2 separate regions of the Homo sapiens genome follow, and region 2 is linked to region 1. Evidence: chromatin loops called from intact Hi-C (ENCODE). Cell type or tissue: K562. All regions are shown on one strand. Each heading gives the region's core, and the rest is flanking DNA. Links, peaks and the distances in the headings are about the cores only. Region 1 overlaps TBC1D1 (TBC1 domain family member 1). Region 2 overlaps LINC02513 (long intergenic non-protein coding RNA 2513).

What was found. Hi-C counts contacts between places; a loop is a spot of excess contacts. Peaks named below come from ENCODE experiments on the same cell type or tissue, not always from the same donor. Only the 100,000 strongest peaks of a DNase experiment are listed, where the experiment ranks them.
Region 2: a loop joins it to region 1, with 4 times the contacts of the local background. A loop is called at or near these places in 1 of 110 quality-filtered maps.

Annotation. Positions count from the first base shown.
Region 1 is chr4:38,063,291-38,074,697 of GRCh38, forward strand. The region is part of intron 14 of TBC1D1 (TBC1 domain family member 1); the gene reads left to right. Among named protein-coding and RNA genes, the nearest start is that of PTTG2, 110 kb to the left of the region's middle. RefSeq lists enhancers at 4,198-4,699, 4,700-5,199, 6,263-6,402. In K562, for the core only: a CTCF peak has its summit at 6,080; a DNase peak (open chromatin) is centred at 6,101.
Region 2 is chr4:38,375,519-38,386,925 of GRCh38, forward strand. It overlaps LINC02513 (long intergenic non-protein coding RNA 2513), which reads left to right. Exons shown (of 2, transcript NR_149123.1): 2 at 9,859-10,241. Among named protein-coding and RNA genes, the nearest start is that of LINC02513, 14 kb to the left of the region's middle. RefSeq lists an enhancer at 9,970-10,264. In K562, for the core only: no CTCF peak of the experiment used is centred there; DNase peaks (open chromatin) are centred at 7,153 and 8,183.

The DNA of each region.
Region 1 (11,407 bases), core at 4,737-7,236:
GGCAGGTGTGGACCCTGAACTTCCAGGACCTTGAGAGTGAGTGTCTCCTAAGGATTACACCCTGGGGGCCTATTTGCCTCATCCTGGTCCCTGGTCCTCTGTGTACCCTATTGCCTGCTTCAGTAAACAGGCAGCCCTGCAAGGGAAGGAAGGGTTGGATCAGCTCTGAGGAGGGAGTTTTTTTAGAAGGATAGATTTGTTTTGTTTAAAAAACAGCTTTATTGAGATATAATTCACATCCTATACAGTTTGTTCATTTAAAATGTACAATTCAATGTTGTGAGGTTATTTTTTGGTATATCCACAGAGTTGTGTGACCATGACCACAGTCTAATTTTTTTTATTTTTTATTTTTTGAGACGGAGTATTGCTCTGTCGCCCAGGCTGGAGTGCAGTGGTGCGATCTCGGCTCATTGCAACCTCTGCCTCCTGGGTTCAAGTGATTCTCATGCCTCAGCGACCTGAGTAGCTGGGATTACAGGCATGCCCCACCAAGCCTGGCTAATTTTTATATGTTTACTAGAGACGGGGTTTCACCATGTTGGCCAGACTGGTCTACAACTCATGGCCTCAAGTGATCCTTCTGCCTCAGCCTCCCAAAGTGTTGGGATTACAGGCGTGAGCCCGACCCACCGCAGTCTAATTTTGAAACATTTTTTGTCCCCCTAGAAAAAAACCTGTAGTTGTCACTTGCCAATCTACTGCCGTCCACCTCTAACCATAGACAGCCCCTAATCTACTTTCTGTCTCTATAGATTTGCCTATTCTGAACACTTCATCTAAGTGCAATCATATAATATGTGGTCTTTTGTGTCTGGCTTCTTTGATTTAACATGTTTTCAAAATTCATTATGTCATAATACATACCAGTAATCCATTCTTTTTTAATGACTTATTAATATTCCGTTGTATAGAGACATCACATATGGTTTATCCTTTACCAGTCGAGAGGCATTTGGATTGTTTGCACTTTTGGCTGTTACGGATAATACCGCTGTGAACATTGATGTATGTGTTTTTGTGTGTTGAATGTGAGCTGGTGTGGAAACTCCTCCTCCAGGGGGGCCTTACCTGTGATTCTACCCACGGGGATGGTTAAGCCAGCAGGGATGGGAAGGGTTTGGTCCTGCTGGCCCTAGGCTTTCCTGCAGGCTGCCATGTGCCTTTCTTCTGCCTAGGCTGAAACGGAGGCTGCCCTGGTTTCTGGCACTGCCCTCATGAGTGTGTGGGAAGGCTGGGGGAAGCCAAGTCTCCATGGTGCCTCCATCAGGGACCCTGCAGCTGGGAGGCAGCCAGAGGGCCACAGGTTGGTAGCATTCACACAGAGCTACATTTCTTTTTTTTTTTTTTTTTGAGACAATCTTGCTCTGTCGCCCAGGCTGGAGTGCAGTGGTGCGATCTCCGCTCACTGCCACCTCCACCTCCCAGGTTCAAGGAATTCTCCTGCCTCAGCCTCCCAAGTAGCTGGGACTACAGGCGTGCGCTGCCATGCCCGGCTAATTTTTTGTGTTTTTAGTAGAGACGGGGTTTCACCACGTTGACCAGGATGGTCTTCATCTCCCGACCTCGCGATTCACCTGCCTCGGCCTCCCAAAAAGTGCTGGGATTACAGGCGTGAGCCACCATGCCCAGCCTACATTTCTTTTTTTTTTTTCTTTGAGATGGAGTCTTGCTCTGTCACCCAGGCTGGAGTGCAGGGGCACCATCTCTGCTCACTGCAACCTCCGCCTCCTGAGTTCAAGTGATTCTCCTGCCTCAGCCTCCGGAGTAGCTGGGATTACAGGCAACTGCCACCACACCTGGCTAATTTTTTTATTTTTATTTTTTAATAGAGACGGAGTTTTTCCATGTTGACCAGGCTGGTCTCGAACTCCTGACCTCAAGTGGCCTCAAGAGGCCAATCCGCCTTGGCCTCCCCAAGTGCTGGGATTATAGGTGTGAGCCACTGCACCCACCCAGCCCGTAGCTACATTTCTGTCAGCTGTTTGCAAACTGTGCCCCAGAATCCCCTGGAGGACTTGTAGAACCACCAGTTACTGGGTTACGCCCCCAAATGTCTGATGCTGGAGATGAATTATCTTGGGTGGAGCCCTCAAGCCGCAGCAGCTGATAAGCATGGGGACCTCCTATTCTGATAAAAATTCCAAAAAAGTCCTGAGTGATTAATAAACAGCACATTGAAAATTAGAAATGAGTTCTATGGCAGGGGATGAAACAGGCAACAAAGCCTATTTTCTTTGCAATGAAGCGCATCAGATATTAATAATAGCCATTGTAATTATCTTTATCATGTATTAAGCATTTTGTGTTTTTCACTTTTACACAATTAGATGATCCCCATAGGTATTACCGCCTTTTTTTTTTTTTTTTTTTGAGACAGAGTCTTGCTCTATCCCCCAGGCTGGAGTGCAGTGGCACGATCTTGGCTCACTGCAACCTCTACCTCCCAGGTTCAAGCTATTCTCATGCTTCACCCTCCTTAGTAGCTGGGATTACAGGCGCCTGCCACCAGACCCAGCTAATTTTTTGTATCTTTTTTAGTAGAGACAGGGTTTCGCCATGTTGGGCAGGCTGGTCTCGAACTCCTGACCTCAGGTGATCCGCCCACCTCGGCCTCCCAAAGTGCTGGGATTATAGGCGTGGGTCACCACAACTGGACTTACTGCCCATCTTTTAAGAGATGAGGACAGAAAGATTGAGTGACACAGTTATGTCTCCTGCAGCTCTTGGTTCACATAGCCAGGATTCGTATCAATCTATTTAGCTCTAAATCTAGTCTCTTAATCACAGTAATGAACCGTTGACAGTTTTACGAGTAAATTATCAAGAGTTTTGATAGGTTTGCTCACTTAAATTAGTGCTTGTACAGTAATGGGCTGTGTTAGTGTGAAGGAATGTATCTTATGTTGGAAGTACTCTAGAATTAAATGTTAACTCTTGCTAATAAAGCATACATTTGGGGCATTATTAGCAACTTTTTTTTTTTTTTTTTAGCAAAATTAGAGGCTTCCTAGTTGAGTGGTTTATGTTATTTATATTTATTTATTTGTTTGTTTGTGACAGGGTCTTGCTCTGTCACCCAGGCTGGAGTACAGTAAGTAGCACAATCATAGCTCACTGCAGCCTCGACCTCTTGGGCTCAAGCAGTCCCCTGCCTCAGCCTCCTAAGTGCCTGGGACCACAGGTGCGCATCACCACGCCCTGCTAAATGTTTACAGTTTTTGTAGAGACAGGGTCTCACCATGTTGCCCAGGCTGGTCTTGAACTCTTGAATTAAAGCAATCCTCTTGCTTCAGACTCCCAACATGCTGGGATTACAGGTTGTGCCACTGCGCCAGGCCTCCATGTATTTGAATGAAAGAGCAGACATCTCCTGGAGGTGGCAAAGCTATGCATGCCCCCCCTGGAGGGGAGCTGGGGGCTCTGGGGTTACAGTGATGGCACATTCAGGGAGCTCTCCGCTTTGTGAGATCCTGAGATAAAGCCAAAGGATGCATTAAACTGCTTCTAAATGAACTTTTTCCAAGTGAATTTGTTATATCACTTCTATATAAATGAAAATATTTGCAGCATGAGTACTAACAAGATTTTTTTTTTCTTTTACCCCGATGGAGTCTCGCTCTGTCGCCGGGCTGGAGTGCAGTGGTGCAATCTTGGCTCACTGCAACCTCCGCCTCCTGGGTTCAAGCGATTCTCCTGCCTCAGCCTCCCGAGTAGCTGGGATTACAGGTGCGCACCACCACGCCCAGCTAATTTTTGTATTTTTAGTAAAGATGGGGTTTCACCATGTTAACCAGGATGGTCTCTATCTCTTGACTTTGTGATCTGCCCGCCTCGGCCTCCCAAAGTGCTGGGATTACAGGTGTGAGCCACGCTCCCGGCCAAGATTTTAAACATTATTTACCAAAGTAGGAACGTGGTAATTATGGTCTTATATAATTCTGAAAATGATTTCTAGTACCAAACTATGAATTTTATACTTGAAAGAATGATGGGTTTTTCACAGAAAGTTGAAGTTATTATGGTTTGTTTCCTGTTCAGGTGTTTTTGCTGGAGAATGTTCGATGAACAGCAGTTCTGGTGATAAGTTATGGATGTACACAGCTGGTGTGGTTTTTAGGATTTTATTTTGCAGCAGCATCTTCCTCAAACAGTTGCCAGGGGACGGCTTTCCTTCTTCTTACTGGTACCAGCCTTTCTCTTGCAGACAAGGCAGTATGGGAGGGTTGGGAGACAAAACAGAAGCTGTTGGTTTCTTCAGCCTGGCAAGGATTCAGATTGCAGGTTGTAGATTGGAGGCCGTCAGTGGGGATACCTTTCCGGACAAAGTGGTGTTTCTGCCTGGCACTGCTTGCCAGAGAAGTTTCAGTTCTTCATTCTCCGTCAGAGAAACCCATATGGACCACATTCTGATAGTTTTCTTCTGTTTCCCTAACACCGAAGGCTCAGCCCCTGGTGCAGGTCCCAGTGTACAGCAGGCTGCATACAGTTAGACCAGATGTTCTTGTAGTACGAAAAGTCACCGAGTTTCCATTCACTTGTGGGTGGCAGGTATGGCCCTCCTTACCTCCCATGGCCCAGGTTTCTCTGTCCTGCCGTTTTCACATTTTCCAGGCTTTCACCTCCAGGTACCAAAATTCACATCATTTAGAGATTGTGTCTGCCTGCCAATACGCGGATGTACCAGTGAGGGATTGTTCTCGCCTGACGAGAGGTCTGGATGATGAGAGAGCAGAGCTGGCCCTGGGGCTCAGTGGTGACACCCTCGAGCTTGGCTGCTTCTGTTCTTCTGCTTCCTCTGCTTGGATTCCTTCGCCTTTGGCTTCCCCTCCAGTTCCAAGCAGAACAAAACAGGAGATATCAAGGAGGAAAGGGTGACCCCTCTATATCTGGAGAGCAAAACTGTCGCGGAAATCCCTAGTGTACTTCCATTTGTGTCTCATTATCTGAAACCGAGTTACCTGGCTGGTCACGTGCAGCCACCAGAGGCAGGAAGGTAGTGATTCTGCCTGTGTGGAATGTTCTAGCATTCCCTGGTAGCTTTTGTTTCTTCAGGCAGCCATGACTTTGCATAGATCATTTCCTTTTGCCCAGGACACTCCTGCTCGTTTTCTCCCCTCCTCACCAAACCCACAGTGCATTAACAGCGACAGACTTCTCCTCATCCTCTCAGGCCACTTGGATGTCACCATTTCTTCTCTTTACCCCTCAGGCGTAGTCAGCCTCTCTGTGCCTGATGTTTTATGGCTTTGTGTATGCCCCGATGGAGAGCGTCTTACTGTGTCTTCGGGTTATTTATCTCAACCTCGCATCTGTGCTATCCTGTACAGTAACCAACAGCCACATATCACTATTTAAAATTAAATACAAACTAATTATACTTAAATGTAATAAAAATGTAGCCCCTCACATTAGCCTCATTTCAAGAGCCACATGTGGCTACCGTATTGTAAGCAGAGCTCAAGAACATTCAGCAATATTGTGAGAGTGGCTACCATATTGAGAGCAGAGCTCTAGAACATTCCCTTATCCCAGAAAGTTCTCTTGGACATGCTGCTCAAGGTGGTGAACTCTGAGATCTCCAGTCCCCCCAGCTCCGTCACTCAGAACCACAAATGTGGCACCATCAGCCTTCAGGGTGGTGCTTGTGTTGTACTGTCTCCTGACTAAAGAAGTAAACTTCAGGCAGTCAAGATTTTCTACAACCCACACTGCTCCTAAAACTAGTGTTACTGGATATGTAAAAGCTATTGAGCCCAGTGCTTTCAAGGAATCCTAAAAGCAAGTGGGGACTGTCATGTATCCAGGTTCCTTGTTTTGCAGAAGAAGAAATAGAGGCTTTAGGGGAAAGGGGTCCACTCAAGGTCATACAGGCAAGGTCATACAGTCAGTGGTAGAATGGACTGGAATCTTGATTGTTCATCTCACTCCCCTTTCCATTAAGCCATAACTGATTGAGTATCACCAACCTGTTTGTTTTCCCTGATTATGTTCCCTTCTCGCCTGTTTAATCAGGTTTCAGCTCCTTGTGAGAGGAAGTTGTTTTCAGCTTCTTAGCCCCCTACCTGTAGGCGGTGCTCTGGGAACGCTCAGGAAGCAGATGCATGTGAGCCTGTCTCAGCCAATGATTGCTTAGTTGCAAGAAACAAAAAAATGACTCAAACTAGCTTAATCAAAAGGAGGCTTTTAAACAGCAAGATAAGGGTAAAGGCTGGGAACTAGGAAGTTGTCAGGAACCAAGGCTGTCTCTCTGGATCTCTCTTTGAGGCCATGTAATTTTTTTTTCCTCTCGGTCTCTTTATTCTGCACACCAGCTCACCCAGCTTGCTTGTTACTATATGCAGTCATGCCAACCCCCAGATCTGTATGACCTGTTAGCCTCAGGGGCACCCACGTAGCTGGCTGCCAATCTGTGTTTTCTTCCAGGTTTCGAGAGGGAGAAATGATTGGCCCAGCTCAGGGTCACTTACCCAGGGAGAGGTGGGGGAAGTATGGAGGCACCGTGGTATCAGGGAACCCCTGGGCCAAGCTTGTCCAACCCGCGGCCTGCTTTCTTTCATTTTTTCTGTTTTTTGTTTTGTTTTGTTTTGTTTTTTTACAGCTCATCAGCTATTGTTAGTGTATTTTATGTGTGGCCCAAGACAATTCTTCTTCTGCTGTGGCTCAGGGAAGCCAAAAGATTGGCCACCCCTGTCCTAGGCCATTATCTGGGCTGTGGGAGGTGTGGAGCAGGGTCAGAGCTGGAGGGGGAGGGCATAGCCTCCAGCCACCATAAGTTGGTGTGTTCTTGGTAATTATATTGCTTGTCAACCGAAGGCAGAATCAGGACAATGAAAGTAATGAGAATCCCTAGCTTTGTAACAGTTAGTGGTTATCTAAAAGTAGGTGAAATTGTACATGAGTGAGTGGCATGAATTTCTTATTACTAAAGTGCTCAGATAGCTGGCTAACTTTCTGTCAAAGATCCCTCTGCTAGGATCAACATTTGATTAATATATTTATCCTGTAATAAGAATTTGGGATTCTTAAAGCAAAATAGTTGTCATGTGGCTGACTACACAACCAAAGATGGTCCAGGTGTCGCTGGAAGAGGAGAGACTGAAGAGCTGTTGCCAGGTTCCCACGTGGACCTTCGGCATGACCCGGCCATGGGGAGGCCTCACACGCTCCTGCATCGCCCACATCTTGCCAAGCCATGGAAAACACTTGGGATTCATATCTAAATCCTAGTTTAAGCTTGGTGAGGACAGTGGCCTGGTGCAGAGTTTGGGTCATAGATGGTGCTTGGTTTCTTTTGTATAAAGGGGTATATGATTTTGGAATATTTACCAAATGTGGGCATTTTTTCTATAAAAATTATTGTATCTACTGAGATTATAGTATGTAAAAAAAACATACACATGGAGAAAGAATACAAAGAGAGCATTGATATTCTACAGAAGTGGCAAGAAGATGTGGTGATAGGTGATATTTTTGCCTTTTGTTTCAATTTTGTATTGTAGTGACTTTTTTGGTAGAAAAAACTAATTTCTAATTAAGGGAGAAACATTTGAAGTACATTTAGTCTTTCTAGAAAACCTCATCTTCTCATAGAAGTTTAAGATGGAGACATACTTCCATTGTGAATCATGATGCTAACCAGTATTCAGATTTGTTGGAAATGGACTCAGTTTTAAAATTGCTTCTCTCTTGTGGGCTGGAACTGCAAATGATTGTTTGGGGATTTTTCCCCTTTTCTTCTATGGAGTTATTCAACTTGGCATGACCAGTGATTTGAGCTGAGAACATGGAACCCTTGATTTGCAGAAATCAAGCCCCCAAAGGTACAGATACAGTGGTCATTGTCTGAAGGGTTTCTTTTGTTCTTGGCCCTCCTGTCCCTGCTCTTACTGTGGCAGCTGCAGCTGCAGGTGCCTCTGAAGCCTTGCCATCCATGGTCACTTCCTGCCTGCTCCCCACCCACCCCTGGGAAAGAGCCCCCAAGTGTCCAAAAGCACTGTGTTGCCTAATGCTTGTTGAGAGTCTACATTTCTCTAGATCTAGCAGAAGTAAAATTTCAGTTTGTTATATTTATAGTTTCAGGAATAGTTTGGGAATGGATTTAATAAAAAATTTAAAAGCCCATCATTTTTATATCTCTTTTTCGATATTTGATGGTTTAAAAGACATCAAAGTTATCTTCTCCCATTACTCATCCTATACAATTAAAACCTGTTTTTTGAAGTTGTAATAGGTAAGTTAGCCTTAGGTCACCCCATATTTATGTAAACTCCAGCCCACTGCCACAGCTACTTTGATTGTGATCTGTCATTGTGTTACCCACTGTAGGGCAGAAATGGTTCCTGCCTCATGCCGTTGCTGCTTTACTCTTCCTGAAGTGGTGTGGTTCTGTCTCTGTAGTCCTTGGCACACTGTAGGTTCTCAGATGGCAGGGTGAAAAGTTCTTCTGTTTGCTTAAATCTCTCATAATACCCTGAGTCTGTGGAGCTCAATAAATTCTACTTGGTATTATTGATAGATTATTTGGAGCCTTTTATGTTAGAAAAGGGATTCTTAATCCAATGCTCCGTTTTACAGATGAGAAGACTGAGGCTCAAAGACCATACCCCCAGGAGCCATGATTTGCACTGTATTTAGGAATAGTGTCTAGGGTCAGCACCTGGTGTTGGCCGACTGCAGAGCAGCCTGGTTAGGAGCCCTGGGGTTGGGCGGGTCTGGGCTGCTGGTGCCACAGCAGTCTCCCTCCCCTGGGACTTTGGGCCTGCTACCCACCCCTGTTCCTTCCTTTGTGAGATAGGGCTAGCAGTAACTGTCTTGTTTCATCAGAGGCAGTATTGCATAATGAATGAGAGCTGGGGCCTAAATTAGGCACAAGTGCAAGCCCTCAGAAAACTATGTACACCTAGAGAGAGAGAGAGACACACGTCTGTATGACAGAGAGGCAGGGTTTGGGAATGTTCTGATTTCATGTTTTGAATTGGTGTGACCTTTGGGAGGATATCCTTGGAATCGCAGAGCTTCGTTTACATCATGACTTTCCTGCCCACCCACATTTTCTGAGAGGCCAGAGTTTTAAATGTGGACCCCGTGAGCTTTTCTCTGTTGCCTCATTTTGGCCTGTGGCCTTTTGTTTTCTTGGTATGTCATGAGGCAAAATAAAATGAAACTCAGTGCTGGTTAATAACTCCCATCATAATGTATATTTCTGTGAATGGCTTTTTAGCCATTTGAGAGGAAAAAGGGTCATGTAAATTTCAGAAAGGCCTGATTGGCTGGAGAGTCAGTGTAGTGTCACAGTTAAGAGTATAGATTTAAAAAAAATTTTTTATTGTGGTAAAAAACATAAACATAATACTACCATCTAAACCATATTTAAGTATAAAGTTCAGTAGTGTTAAGTATATTCACATTGTTGTGCAATGGATCTGCAGAATTTTTCATCTTGTTAAACTGAAACTCTATGCCCAATAAACAACTCCTATTCCCCCTCTCCCAGCCCCTGGCAACCACCATTCTACTTTCTGTTTCTCTGAGTTTGACTACTGTAGATAACTCATTTAAGTAGAGTCATATGGTATTTGTCTTCTTATTTCTGGTTTATTTCGCTTAGCATAATGTCCTCAAGGTTCATTCACGTTGTAGCATATGACAGGATTTCTCTCTTTTTTTTCCGCCTTTTTTTTGAGTTATATTCTGTTGTATGTATATTTAACATTTTCTTCATTCATCTGTTGACATTCATCTGCTTCCACCTTCCACCTTTTGGCTATTGTGAAGACTGCAGCTATGAACATGGGTGTGCAAATGTCTCTTCAAGATCCTGCTTTCAGTTCTTTCGGATATGTACCCAGAAGTGGGTTTGCTGGATCGATCATAGTGTAGTTCTGTGAGTAACCCTCATACTGTTTTCTGCAGCTGCTGTACCATTTTACATTCCCACCAACAGTGCCCAAGGGCTCCAGTTCCTCTACACCCTCACCCACACTTGTAATCTTCTGGATTGCAGATTTTCTGGATCAATCTTCTGGATTACACTTGATTTTCTGTGTTGGGCCTGGATGTTTAGAACAGTATCCCTCCTTTGGAGTGGTAAATATGTAAGTTTTTATTATAAAATAATGGCCATCCTAGTGAGCGTGAGGTAATATCTCATTGTGGTTTTGATTTCCTTCATAGTTAATGTGGTTGGGCATCATTTCATGTCCTGGTCGGCCATTTATGTTTCATATTTGGGGAAATGTCTTTTCAAGTCTCAAGTCCTTTGCCCATTTTTTAATTGAGTTATTTGATTTTCTACTGTTGAGTATGGATTATTAAATCAGACTGGCCTGAACTTAAATCATGGCCCTTCCATTTTTGACCAAAAGCAGCTGTGTGTCCCATTTGTGCCTTGGTTTCTTCGGTGTAATGCCGGCATAATGATAGCCCCACCTTGTAGTTAAGAGTGTTGGGGCAGTCAGTGAGGAAGCACTCACTCCACAGGAGCTTGTTACGTAAGGAGAAGGCAGCCGGTCCATTCCTAATAGGGGTCTGAAGGAAGGAAGAAGGGCTGAAGGAAGTAAAAAGAGCCTCCTCCATGAATGGCAGCCATTCTTGAAATCCACCTTGGCTGCCTTCATTTTTAATGTCAGTGGACTTTTAAGACAACCAAAAGGATGTTCTTGGATGACCAGAGACTGTGGCAGAGGGAGGATGGTCACATTGCCAAGGATCTCTCTCAACCTCTTGGATAGTGTGCTGCTGGTAGTTTGCACAATTGCTTCAGCTTTTTGGCAAAGTACATGTAAAATCCTGAAGTCACTGCCAGAGGAAACCTGGTTCCTGAGATAGCAGCTTGATGCTCCTGCCCCATCCCAGGTGCACACCTCACTGGGCAGCTCTGGCTCTGAATTGAGGGACAGCAAAAACCTCTAACCAACCATACTGAAAAGCAGGCATTGGGGGCTTTAGGGGAAGGTTCTTTTCAAAACTCATGATGGGGAGAGACCAAAGACTGGGAATCATTGTAAAGAAGTTAGTCATAGATGCTTCACTCTTTACAATCATCCCAACACAAGGTTAAACAACATGCAGTTTTCACGATGTCCCAGAAAGCGACGAGTGCAGTGAGGTGAAACGTGGCCATCTGAGCACACAATGACCAGGCTTGGAAGGATCGATTTCCCCTGTGCTGGCCCTCAGAATTTAAGGCACAACTTTTAAGCTGAGTGTGCAGCACTCGATTTTCTATGTTGGGCCTGGATGTTTAGAAAAGTATCTCTCCTTCAGAGTGGTAAATATGCAAATTTTTTACTGAATTACTTCATTTAATCAAAGCAGCCGACTTCTCCTGCCTCCCCTGTTTCTGTCTTGGGGTTGAATATTTGGTCCCATGTAACAACTCTTGATTCTTAATGATGCCACATGG
Region 2 (11,407 bases), core at 5,806-8,305, 310 kb after region 1:
GTTGAACTTTGTTCAAAAACCCAGTCTGACTGCTGGTGGGACTGTAAATTGATTGAAACTTTCTGGAGGGCATGGTTGTAATACATATCTAAGCTCTAAGCATATGCATGCTGTTTGGCTTAAAAATTCCCTTTCTCGAAATTTATCTCAAGAATATAGTCAGACAAGCATTCAAAGAAGTATGATAAGGATGTGCACTACAGCATTGGGTTATCATTATTATTATTGTATAAATTTAAGGGATACAAGTGCAATTTTGTTACATAGCTATATTGTGTAGTGGTGAAGTCTGGGTTTTTAGTGTATCCATAACCCAAATAATGTACACTGTATCCATTAAGTAATTTTTCCATCATCCATTTCCCCCTCAACCCCTCACCCTTCAGAGTTTCCACTGTCTATCATTTTATACTTTATGTTCATGTGTACACATTTTTAGCTTCCACTTATAAGTGAGAACATGTGATATTTATCTTTCTGTGTCTGAGTTGTTTCACTTAAGATAATGGCCTTCAGTTCCATCCATGCTGCTGCAAAAGATATGATTTCATTCCTTTTTATGGCTGAATTGTATCTCACTGTGTATATATGCCACATTTTCTTTATCCAGCCATCCGCTGATTGACACTTAGATTGACTCCATATCTTTGTTATTGTGAATAGTGCTGTGATGAACATATGAGTGCATGTTTCTGTTTGATATAATGATTTCTTTTCCTTTGGGTAGATACCCAGTAGTGGGATTGCTGGAATGAATGGTAGTACTATTTGTAGTTCTTTAAGAAATCTCCATACTATTTTCCATAGAGATTGTGCTAATTTATATTCCCAACAGTGTATAAACATTCCCTTTTCTCCATATCCTTGCCAACATCTGTTTTTTTTTTCTTTTTAGTCATAGCCATTCTAACTGGTATAAGATGATATCTCATTGTAGTTTAAATTTGCTTTTCTTATGGCATTGTTTATGACAGTAAAAAATTAAAACTTGAAGACAACCAAAATGGATAAAATAGGCAGTAGGTATTATAACTTAGAAACTATCAGCACAATGAAATACCATGTAGCCATTTAAAACTGTGCTGCAGTAGCTGGGGCATGGTGGAATGCACCTGTAGTAGTCCCTACTCGGGAGGTTAAGGTAGGAAGATCACTTGAGTCAGGAGCTTGAGGTTGCAGTGAGCTGTGATCATGCCACTTCATTCCAGCCTAGGCAATAGAGCAAGATCCTGCCTCAAAAAAAAAATTTGAAAAAAGAGGGGAAAATAATAACACCTATCTAGTGAGGTGGTTGGGACAGTGACATGAAAGAAAACTTTGCTGCTGATATATAATTTTGGTCAAAAGACAATGTAAGCAAAACAAAAAAGAATCTATGAGAGAATGTGTGCTATGTCCCCCAGTTATGTGGTGTACATAGGTGTGTAAAATATACATACACATTGAAAATAAAACTATTGTCCAAATGTTAACAGTGATTACACCTGAGTAGCAAAATCATGCATAATTTTATTAATTTCCTTGTTATATCTTCTAATGTCTTCACAATGTTCACACATAATTTATGCAATTAAAAAATTCCTAATGTGGATTTTGCTTTTTTTAAAAAATGATGCTCCCTGTTTCTAATTCCTGGTCCCTAGGTGGGCTGGGTCTTGCTGTTGGCCCAGAGACCCCATGAACCAGCTGTCTGATATTGAGAAAGTGGTCTGTGCATACCGGGTCTGTATCCTCCCTCTTCCCTTCCCCTGAGAGTTTGCCACATGCATGGGCATCCAGGTATCTCCCAGTCTTTTCCCCCAAGCTCCCCCAACTGACTCATACTTCAACAACCACCCAAGCTGGAAAGATCATTTTACCACAGCAATGTGTTTATATCAGTCCCAAAATGCTGTGCAACAGGTCCAAACTTAATCATCCAAAACAACCCTTGTGCTGGATGTTGGTGACAGAAATTGCTTTGTAGAAATGTTTAAATGCTCAAGGAGTAGAAGGCTGTGAAACCACAATTGTTTGTCCTGTAAACATTTATTAGATTACCACTGTCATCTGTGGAAAACCATTTACAAAAAAATGCACACATTCTGTATTTTTATTGTTTATCTTGAAAATAAAGTTATGTTGTGTTTAATGTGTTTCAGTTTTTGCTTTTATTTTTATCTTCTAGATTCTTCCTTGAAGTGCTTTAAGAGTGAAAAGAGATGCAGACAGTGTAGGAGAGAAAGGTTAGGATGGTCCAGAAAACGAGAAGGGTAGAGCATAAGAGTTTGGGAATTTAGAGTGACTGGGTATCTGCCATGAGCCAGAGTCTGGGCCAGGTGCTGGGATACACTCCCCATTCATGAAAAAGGCCTCGGGAAGGCTTAGAAAAGATCAAAGACAACAGAGAGAAGGATTAGGGCAAAAAAAAGAAGATAGTAAAAGGGCAGCAAATGGAGACCTTCTAAGTCCATACCCATTTGGAAGTCACTAAATAGGAATACTTTGGAAAGCCAGAAAGGGAGAGAAAAAGCCAAAAAGGAGGGACTCCCTTGTGACGTTCCTTTTCCCAGTCCAGGATCACAAATGGGCCCATTTGTTGGGAGGTCAAATGTACAGTCTGTGTTCTTGTTGAAATGGGGCATGGGGCTGAAATTATGCAGGAACTGGGGTAAGGTGAGGGTAAGGAGGAGATTAAGAAGAGAGGAAAAAGTTACTATTTATAGGTAATAGCCTAACTGAGTGAGGAAGAGAAAGAAGGGATGGGGAAGACTATAGTAATTCCTTTATATGATTGTGAAATCTCCCTTAGTACTTACACCAATAGTAGAAGCCACACTATCAACATTTGTTAGCTTCTTGATACCCAATTCTCACAGGGTGAAGAGAAAAGGGCCAGGTGACACCATTCACACAGGGAGTTTTGTTACAGAAGAGGAACCTGAACTTAGGGAACCTGAATCTTTTGTAATAGCAGTAAAAATTCTGCCCTTTGCCTGGAGAGAGAGGGACTATCTCCATCTTCCAAGGCTGTTCACTATACAAACATTCTCAAAAAGATATTTCAGAGCAAAGATACTCAGTGTCTCTGCTTACGAGATGTGTAGAAACTAGAGAAACTCACAGAAAATTGTCTCCCAACAAGTTTCTTTCCCAATATGCACAACATGACGGCATGCTTGTTCTGGAATTGGCTGATTATAGAGTCCAGAACTCAGAATAAAGAAAATAAAGACGGTCATTTTTTAAAAACTATAAAGTAGTCAGTTAATCTTTACTTTCCCTCTGACCTCTCCAGAATTTCTTCAAATGATTCCTAACTCATTTGGCAGTTGAGTGAAGCCCAAGCTTCTACCTTCCTCCCTTTACCCCTCTCAAAGCTCATCTTCTCCGAGTCTTATTCTCTTTTGATTCCATCATGATCTCTCAACAAACTTATTTTTATTTATTTACCAAACACAAATCCATGCTCTGTTTTAAGCATTTTACTAATATTAACACGTTTAATCTTTTAACACCCTATAAGGTGAGTACTATTATAATACCCATTCTTCAGATGAGAAAATTGTGCCAAGTAATGGTTATTCTAATACGATACACATACTTTTGTGAAAATAAGCAGTCATTGCTAAAGTTTTAAATGATTCTAGAATGATTCTAGACATTTTTTGTTGTTGTTGTTTTATTTTTGTTTTTGTTTTTGTTTTGAGATGGAGTCTCACTCTGTTGCCCATGTTGGAGTATAGTGGTGCGATCTTGGCTCACTGCAACCTCCTCCTTCCAGGTTCAAGCGATTCGCCTGCCTCAGCCTCCCGAGTAGCTGGAACTACAGGCACCCCCCACCACACCTGACTAATCTCTTTTTTTTTTTTTTTTTTTTTTAGTAGAGGCAAGGGTTTCACCATGTTGGACAGGCTGGTCTCAGACTCCTGACCTCAGGTTATCTACCTGCCTCGGCCTCCCAAAGTGCAGGGATTACAGGCATTGAGCCACCGTGCCTGGCCTAGAAATGTTTAAAGGACTTGTGAGGAAAACAAGAAGTGACCCGAGCTACTATTATTTAGTAGTATAGTCATGCGTCTCTTAATGATGGGGATACATTCTGAGAAACACATTGTTAGGCCTTTTCATCTTTATGCAAACATCATTGAGTGTACTTACATAAACCTAGATGGCATAGCCTACTATACACCTTGGTTATATGATAGAGCCTATTGCTCCTAGGCTACAAACCTAGACAGCATGTTACTGTACTGAATATTGTAGGAAATTGTAACACAATGCTAAGTATTTGTGTATCTAAACACAGAAAAAGTACAACAAAATATGGTATAAAAGATTTTTTAAATGGTGTACCTGTATAGGTACTTACCATGAATGAAGCTTGCAGGACTGGAAGTTGCTCTGGGTGGGTCAGTGAGCGAATGGTGAGTGAATGTGAGGCTTAAGACACTACTGCTCACTCCTGTAGACTTTATAACACTGTATGCTTAGGCTACACTAAATATATTTTTAAAAATTAAATGATTACGCTACCACACTATGTCATCTACAAAGTCACTAGGCAATAGGAATTTTCAGCTTCATTATCATCTTATGGGACCACCGGGACCACCATGGTACATGCAGTCCATTGTTGATGAAAATGTCATTATGCAGTGCATGACCGTACTTTATTAGGAGAAATTTCAGGACTGTGGAGGATACTTTGGGGAAAGGAACCTGTTCACCTCCCCTTCAATCACTCTCCCAGAATTATCATATGTGGTGAGGTGCAGGGAGTTTTCAGAACTACCTGGTTCAGATTCACTTTTAGCAATTTGTTGGTTATTTTTCCACAGCCAGAACCATGTTTAGTTCACTGCTGTATCCCTGGTGTCCAGCCAAGGGCCCAGTTCCTCATGGGGGCTCAGAAGTGTGTTGAATAATTGACTGAGTGAGTGAATGAATGAATAGGAACCAGAAACTTCATGGGTCACTTCGGTAGGGAAGTGCTCCTGGATTAGAATCACCAGATTTAATCGCATCTTAAATCCAAGGATGAATCTATGTCTCAGTGCAAAAAGGGCAGAAGTTAAACCAGGCATACAAGATAATAGAAGAAACTAGAACCAAATGCATATTTTTAAAATAATTTGATTGGAAATAACAACAACAGGGGATTAGAGAGAGGAATGAAGATGAGGTTGAAGGCGAACAAGAATTCCTTGGGCCAACCCGAATAAATTGAACATAAAGTAAAAAGGCAATAGGCAAAACTAGCAGGCAGCCAGAAATGTTAGGTGCTCCAGTTCTAAGAAGTAACTGGAGAAGGAAGTTGATAGAAAGTAGGGAAAGAATATTAATAATGATAATGGTTACCATTTATAGATAATATTCTGTTCCAAGCAGGATTCTCACTGCTTTGAGTTTATTAATTCACTTCAGCACAACTCTTTGACTTAGATTCTATTATTATTATCATCACTATCTTGCAAATGATAAAACTGAGTAACAGAGAGGTTAAGTAACTTGTTCAAGGTCACACATCTTGGAAGTAGCAAAGCTGATGTTTGAACCTAGGCAATTTGCTCAGAATCTGCACCATTCACAAATTGCCATTTATCACCTCTCCTATAGCACAGACTGCCTCTATGTTAGGGCAGCAGCCATGTCAAAAAAAAAAAAATTCAACAATCTAAGTTTTTTAAAACATATGTTTCTTATGCAAAAGGCCTTCACCGGGACTCCTTAACCAGATTGCATCTCTCCTCAAGCCCTTCCCATGTAGAGATTCTGGAGCCACCATCTTGCTAAGGGTTGGTTGAGAGTTAAAGACCACTTGAGACCCTTCAGAACAGAAAGCAATTCAACTGTTCAAAAACTAGTGATTCCTTAAAAATTAAACATGGTGGGGAAAAATTAAGGTGTTGGGGAGATGTTCCAGATTACCAGTGATTAAAGAGACATTACTACCAACACAATGCGGATACTTCTTTTTTTAAAAAACAGCTATAAGAGATAATTGGAGAACAGTTAAGAAATGACTATGATTATGAATTGGATAATTGATAATAGCAAGGGAATTATTGTTAATTTTCTCAGCTCTGATAATGCTAATGTGGTCATGCAGGAAATGTCCTACAATCTTCAGAGATGCACGGGGAAGCTTTTAGGGCTGAAGTGTCATGATTTCTGAAACCAACTTTCAAATGGTTCAGAAAGAAAAATAGAAAGATTGGTTTGTAAGTTAAACATGGCAAATGTTAACAATTGTTGAATCTGGTAGAGGCTAGACAGCTGTGCACTGAAATATTCTTTCAGGTTTTCTGCATGTAATTTTCATAATAATAAGTTTTGGGTGAAAGAGCCTGGGGTGAGGAGACAGTGATTGCTTACAGATTGGCCAAAGAAGGCCGGGAACTTGGCCAATGCGAAGGCCTTCGGGGATGAGTTAAAAAGCTCGGTCTTGACCACATGGGGTTGAATGCAAATTCTTTCTCAATAAAACAGAAACACAGAACTGGACCAAGGATTCAAGTACTGGATGGGAGATTTGGCAGTCCTTCCAATAAAGTTAGCAGTGGCAGCTGTAGTGGTGATAAAATCGCCTGGACTCTGCTGTAAAATCAAGAAGACCAAGCTGAAGTTCCATGTGGAATATGCGTGGTCCAGTGATTTTCTGTGAATAGCTGGGACCTGTCTGCCAGGGTTGAAACCCTCACTCAATGGCTCACTAGTCTAGTGACCTTGGACAAGTCACTTAACATTTCTGACACGCAGTTTCCTCTGCTAGTACTCATCTCCTGGAATTGTTATGTGTGGAGATTAAATAGGACAACATATATAAAATGCTTAACACAAGATATGGCCCACAGTGAGCACTCAACAAACATTGCTCTCATTTTCACTGCACAGGGAGAAGGATAGGGTAAAAGAGAAGGCTTGTTTGCCACTGACTGTAGCAGCAAAAGCAGCCCAACCCACATCTTCTGCCACTTTGTTTACAATTACATGTATGTTCGGGTTATTTAATTTCTTTCTTTTAAGTGAAATTGTGTGGCCCGGGGTTAGCAGGGATGCTAATGAAGTTAAACAACGGAGGAGATTACGCCCTAGCATGGAAAATAAACATTGAGGTCCCTGCTTCAGCGTTTATCTTCAATGATACCTCATCTTTGCCTGGGTAATTATCTCTCGACAGCAGACAGTGCTCCAGCAGCAACGGATAATTCCATTAACATTACCACTTAAACACAGCCTCTCCAGGCTGCTCAGGTCCTCCGGTTGCTTGCTAAGCCTTAGGGGCCTCATATCATTTTGGAATTAAAATGACAGAGTAAATTATTCAAGCACATTTGGTTTTTTCCTAAGCAAACCTCTGCACATCCTTGACTCATCATTTCCCCCCAAAAGCATTGCTGCTGAGAATATTAATTGTAGCAACTCAGTGCTAGCTTTATTATGAAATTTGAGGGTTGGTGATAGTGGAACACTGCTAGTCCTTGGTGAGCTGGTTTCTAATTGTCTGAGGATGAGAAATAGGTGAAAAGGTGGCCTCCTCTGAAAGGGAAAAGTAAGTTTCATGTTTTCTGGAGACTTCTAAATGCCACAAAAGAATTCTGGCCAAAAAAAAAAAAGGAAGAAAAAAGAAAAAATCCAGATCATGTGTATACTTAGGCATGGTGGTGACCCAGAGACCAAGCAAAACAAAAGAAGCAAATTTCATGAGAAAATCCAGCTAAAATTTCATTATTTAAAATGAGTGTGTACTCTCTGTCTAGGTGTCTGTTCCCCAGCCCTGTCTTTGACTGGTCTCATTGCTGGGTGGCATCTTTAACAGAGAGTGTGCAAGAGCCATTGGCAGCAATCTCCTGTGTGGTTGGAGCCTAGCAGTTTACAAGGAGCTTCCCTACACATTGTATCACAATGACCTTGCCAGGTTAGTGGTGCACACCCTGTTCCATGTCACAGGTGAGGGCCCTGAGGCCTACAAAGGTAAAATCACCTACCCGACATTCCATGTCAAATATGGTGGCAGGAGGACTTGAATAGAAGTCTTTGGAGTCGGAAGATCCTACATGGCTTCACGAGAGAAGGGAAAATGTTTATCATTTCATTTTCCTGTGCAGAAAGGACTTCAGCCTTTCTGTCAATGCTAAAGATCTATCTTCTTTCAAAGATAGGAAGTCAGGGTGTCTGCAAAGCACATATTTTCCCACTGGGCTGACCCCAAGTTGACCTTTATACTCCTCTCCACTATCTGTTAATTCCTTGTGTCTGGGTTCCAATGGAAGTGTGGACAGAATGAATGAATGAAGTGAGATAATGGTTGCCTCTCTCACAAAGCTAACACATAGTAGGCTCTCGAAAAAGGCTTCGTCTAATTAAAAAGCAATATTTATTTACTAGCTCTGGCAGCAGATTTGGTCAGCAAAGAGGTCAAAGGGTTGACTTGAATTAGGTTTGAAGGTTGGCTGGAATTCAATTACCCATGACCCTCTAGTCTCTCCTGCCAGCCATGATTAATGGAGGCTGGCTAAAGTAGGATGGGGTTAGTAACACTGAAATCAACCTTCTCTGGAGAATAAAGACGCTGAAATTATCTAAGGAGCATTCTCAAGCCAGATGAGATTTCTTAGGTGGGAAATAACCTTGTGATTCAGCCCAATAACATCAGGGATCAGATCCAGAGACAAAGGACATGCACAATAAAGCTGGGGAATCCTTGCTCCTAATTTTTTCTGACAATCACAGGGGCCTCGTCACCCTGCCTAACATGGATAAATTATCATCAAGGGCTGTGGATGGTTTGGATCTGGATTTTTAAACATCTTGCTTGAGGATATTTGGGGTATACATTAGGGAAAAAGGTCAATTAAAAATCAGATAACTGCATCATTTAAAATAAGAAGAGACTCTACCCTGATCATCACCACTTTCCTTTTTCCCAATACAGATTTTTCCCTCTCGGCCTCGCCCTAATGTTGATCTAATTGCCTTCTCACAATACAAGAAGGCCTTGAAAACTCGGGATTCAGCTACAGGTTTCTTTTTATATTAAAACTTTCTTTTGGAGCTGATCTCTTAGAAGATATTTTGAAAATATGAAGATAATAACAGTTTCTTGTTTGCTTGTTTTCTGTTATTATTTACTAACTTTTTTGAATAAATTTTCAACTTTTTCCAGTCCTTTTGCTTTTGTCTAGCAATGTCTTATGCAGTAGGTAAGGGAAGCTCAAGGAGACATTTTTCCTTTTTGTTATTGTTCTAAGTCTGCACCTCAGTTTCTGTCCTGCTTTGTTTTCAGAGCTCAAGTTCTGTAGCCTATCCTAATTTGCAAGGCTGGCTTATGAGACAAGTTAAGGAATCATTAAGGCACCTACCCTTTGCCTCTTCATTGGCCAAGTAGCTTAATTAACTTAGTTGAAATGCAGTCTAGTATTATGAGAGCAATTGCATTTGTGTATCTTAATAACTTACCTGTCCTCATGCAATAGTCCACATCCCTCTAATAAAAATATATACATGCACATGCGCTTTGACGTATCGATATTCAAGCTCACAAAATAAGCTCAAACTTGAAAAAGATCCAGACTACGGCAACGTTTATTATTTTTAGAGCATAACCTAGTCATTTTGATTAATTCGTTTGGATTGCTTTTTCCTGCAGCTCCCCAGGGAGAGGTGGGAGGAAAAGGCGGTAAAAACATAAATTTTCTTTGGTGATGAGTTCGCATGTTTAGAACTGTAACATGGCAAATCATTGTGAAATCTTCTAATGGATGCCTGTCTCATGCCAAATAAGCCCAGTACCCAAAGCACATCAAGAAATAATTGAAAGACACTGGACTGAATCCAAAAGGTTGTGGCTAATGTTTCACCTAATCTCTCTCCCAGGTCTCTCCTGCCTACTGCCGGCCCTACCCACAAGATGTGAACTTCAGAGCCTTCTTGCAACTGCTTCTTGGCTATTTTCACCCTCTAACCCTCTGGAAGAAGAATGAGGACTATTATGAAGGCAAAAGCATAAAAGGGGAAAAGATTAGCCTCCAGAGTAGGAAGATTGGGTTGTTGGAAGCCAGCACAAGTCTTCCCCTGAAAGAGTTAATTCGCCTCCAATGGGGGTAGGGACTGACCTGGGAGGGGCCTCAGCCTACATAGGACAGGCCTAAAGGCCCCATTGGGGCTGAAGGTGACACTGGGTCAGATCCCTAGGATTCTGCAACTTGAGGTGGGAGTGTCTATAAGCTGGAAACAAAAGTTTCAAAAAAAAAAAAAAAGCTCATTTTGTTTTCAATTCGTTTTATCTTGGCTCTATCTCAGGCACCACTGACTTCAGACCTTTCAAAGCTAAGGGTGGGGTAGGGTGGGGCTTAGTGATTTTTTTTCTTAAAGAGAGAGAACAGGGAATGTGCCTTGAACATGCACAATTTGCTTGAACATGATCATAGTCATTAATAAAAACATTGAGCAATATTTGCTTCTATGTCTTTGGAACTGGCATTTGCAAAGGTAGCATTGACAGATCAGAGAACAGAAAGGAATTCTGCGGTTACTCGTGGAGGAATTTGGACCTGTGAGATATTCATGATGTTAATTATTTATAATTTCAGTTGTTTTAGGCCAGGCTTTGAGCTTCAAGATAATGTGCTCAGAATTGGCAACAAAAATGGTCATTTTTTTGCTAGTAATTACTGGCTTTGAGCTTCAGCTATTTTAGAAGGACACAGAGAGATCTTTAGATCATGTATTCCTGACTTAAGCAAGGAAGGAAAGAAGGAAGGAAGGAAGGAAGGAAGCAAGGAAGGAAGGAAAGAAGGGAGGGAGGGAGGGAGAGAAAGGAAGGGAGGGAGGGGAGGAGGAGGAATAGGAAGAAGAAAAGAAAGGAAAGAAGGAAGGAAGGAAAAAGTAAGGCAGGGAGGCAGGCAGGAACAAAGAAAGAAAGGAAGAAAAGAAGTAAAAAAAATTTTTTTAAAGGACAACCCACAAAACCTCAGAATTTAACTAAGTTCCAGGCCTGAAATTTATTTTTTTGAACAATAGAGATGCACTATACTGTAAGAAAACACAACATGTAAAAATTCAAACTTGCCAAACTAAACAGAGAGAAGTTAAACATTTTACAGGAAAATTTGCTACTAGGACATGTTAAATAAAAGCGCCCTCAGTATCTTTAAACTAGAGATTGATGTACACTTTAACCTTTTAAAACCACGTAAAGTGAAGTCTCCCATGTAAATATCATTCTTAATGTGGAATATCCACACTTGAAAGTCACACATTGCTGGGGTTCAACCTCAGCTTCACCACTCATAGCATGTGACTGTGGCCAAGTTACTTCACCTCTCTGAGCCTCAGTTTCCCCATCTGTAAAATGAGGGCAGTGATAGCACCTGCCTGATTAGACTTAACTGAGTTGCTACACAGAAAGCCATGAGGAAGTCCT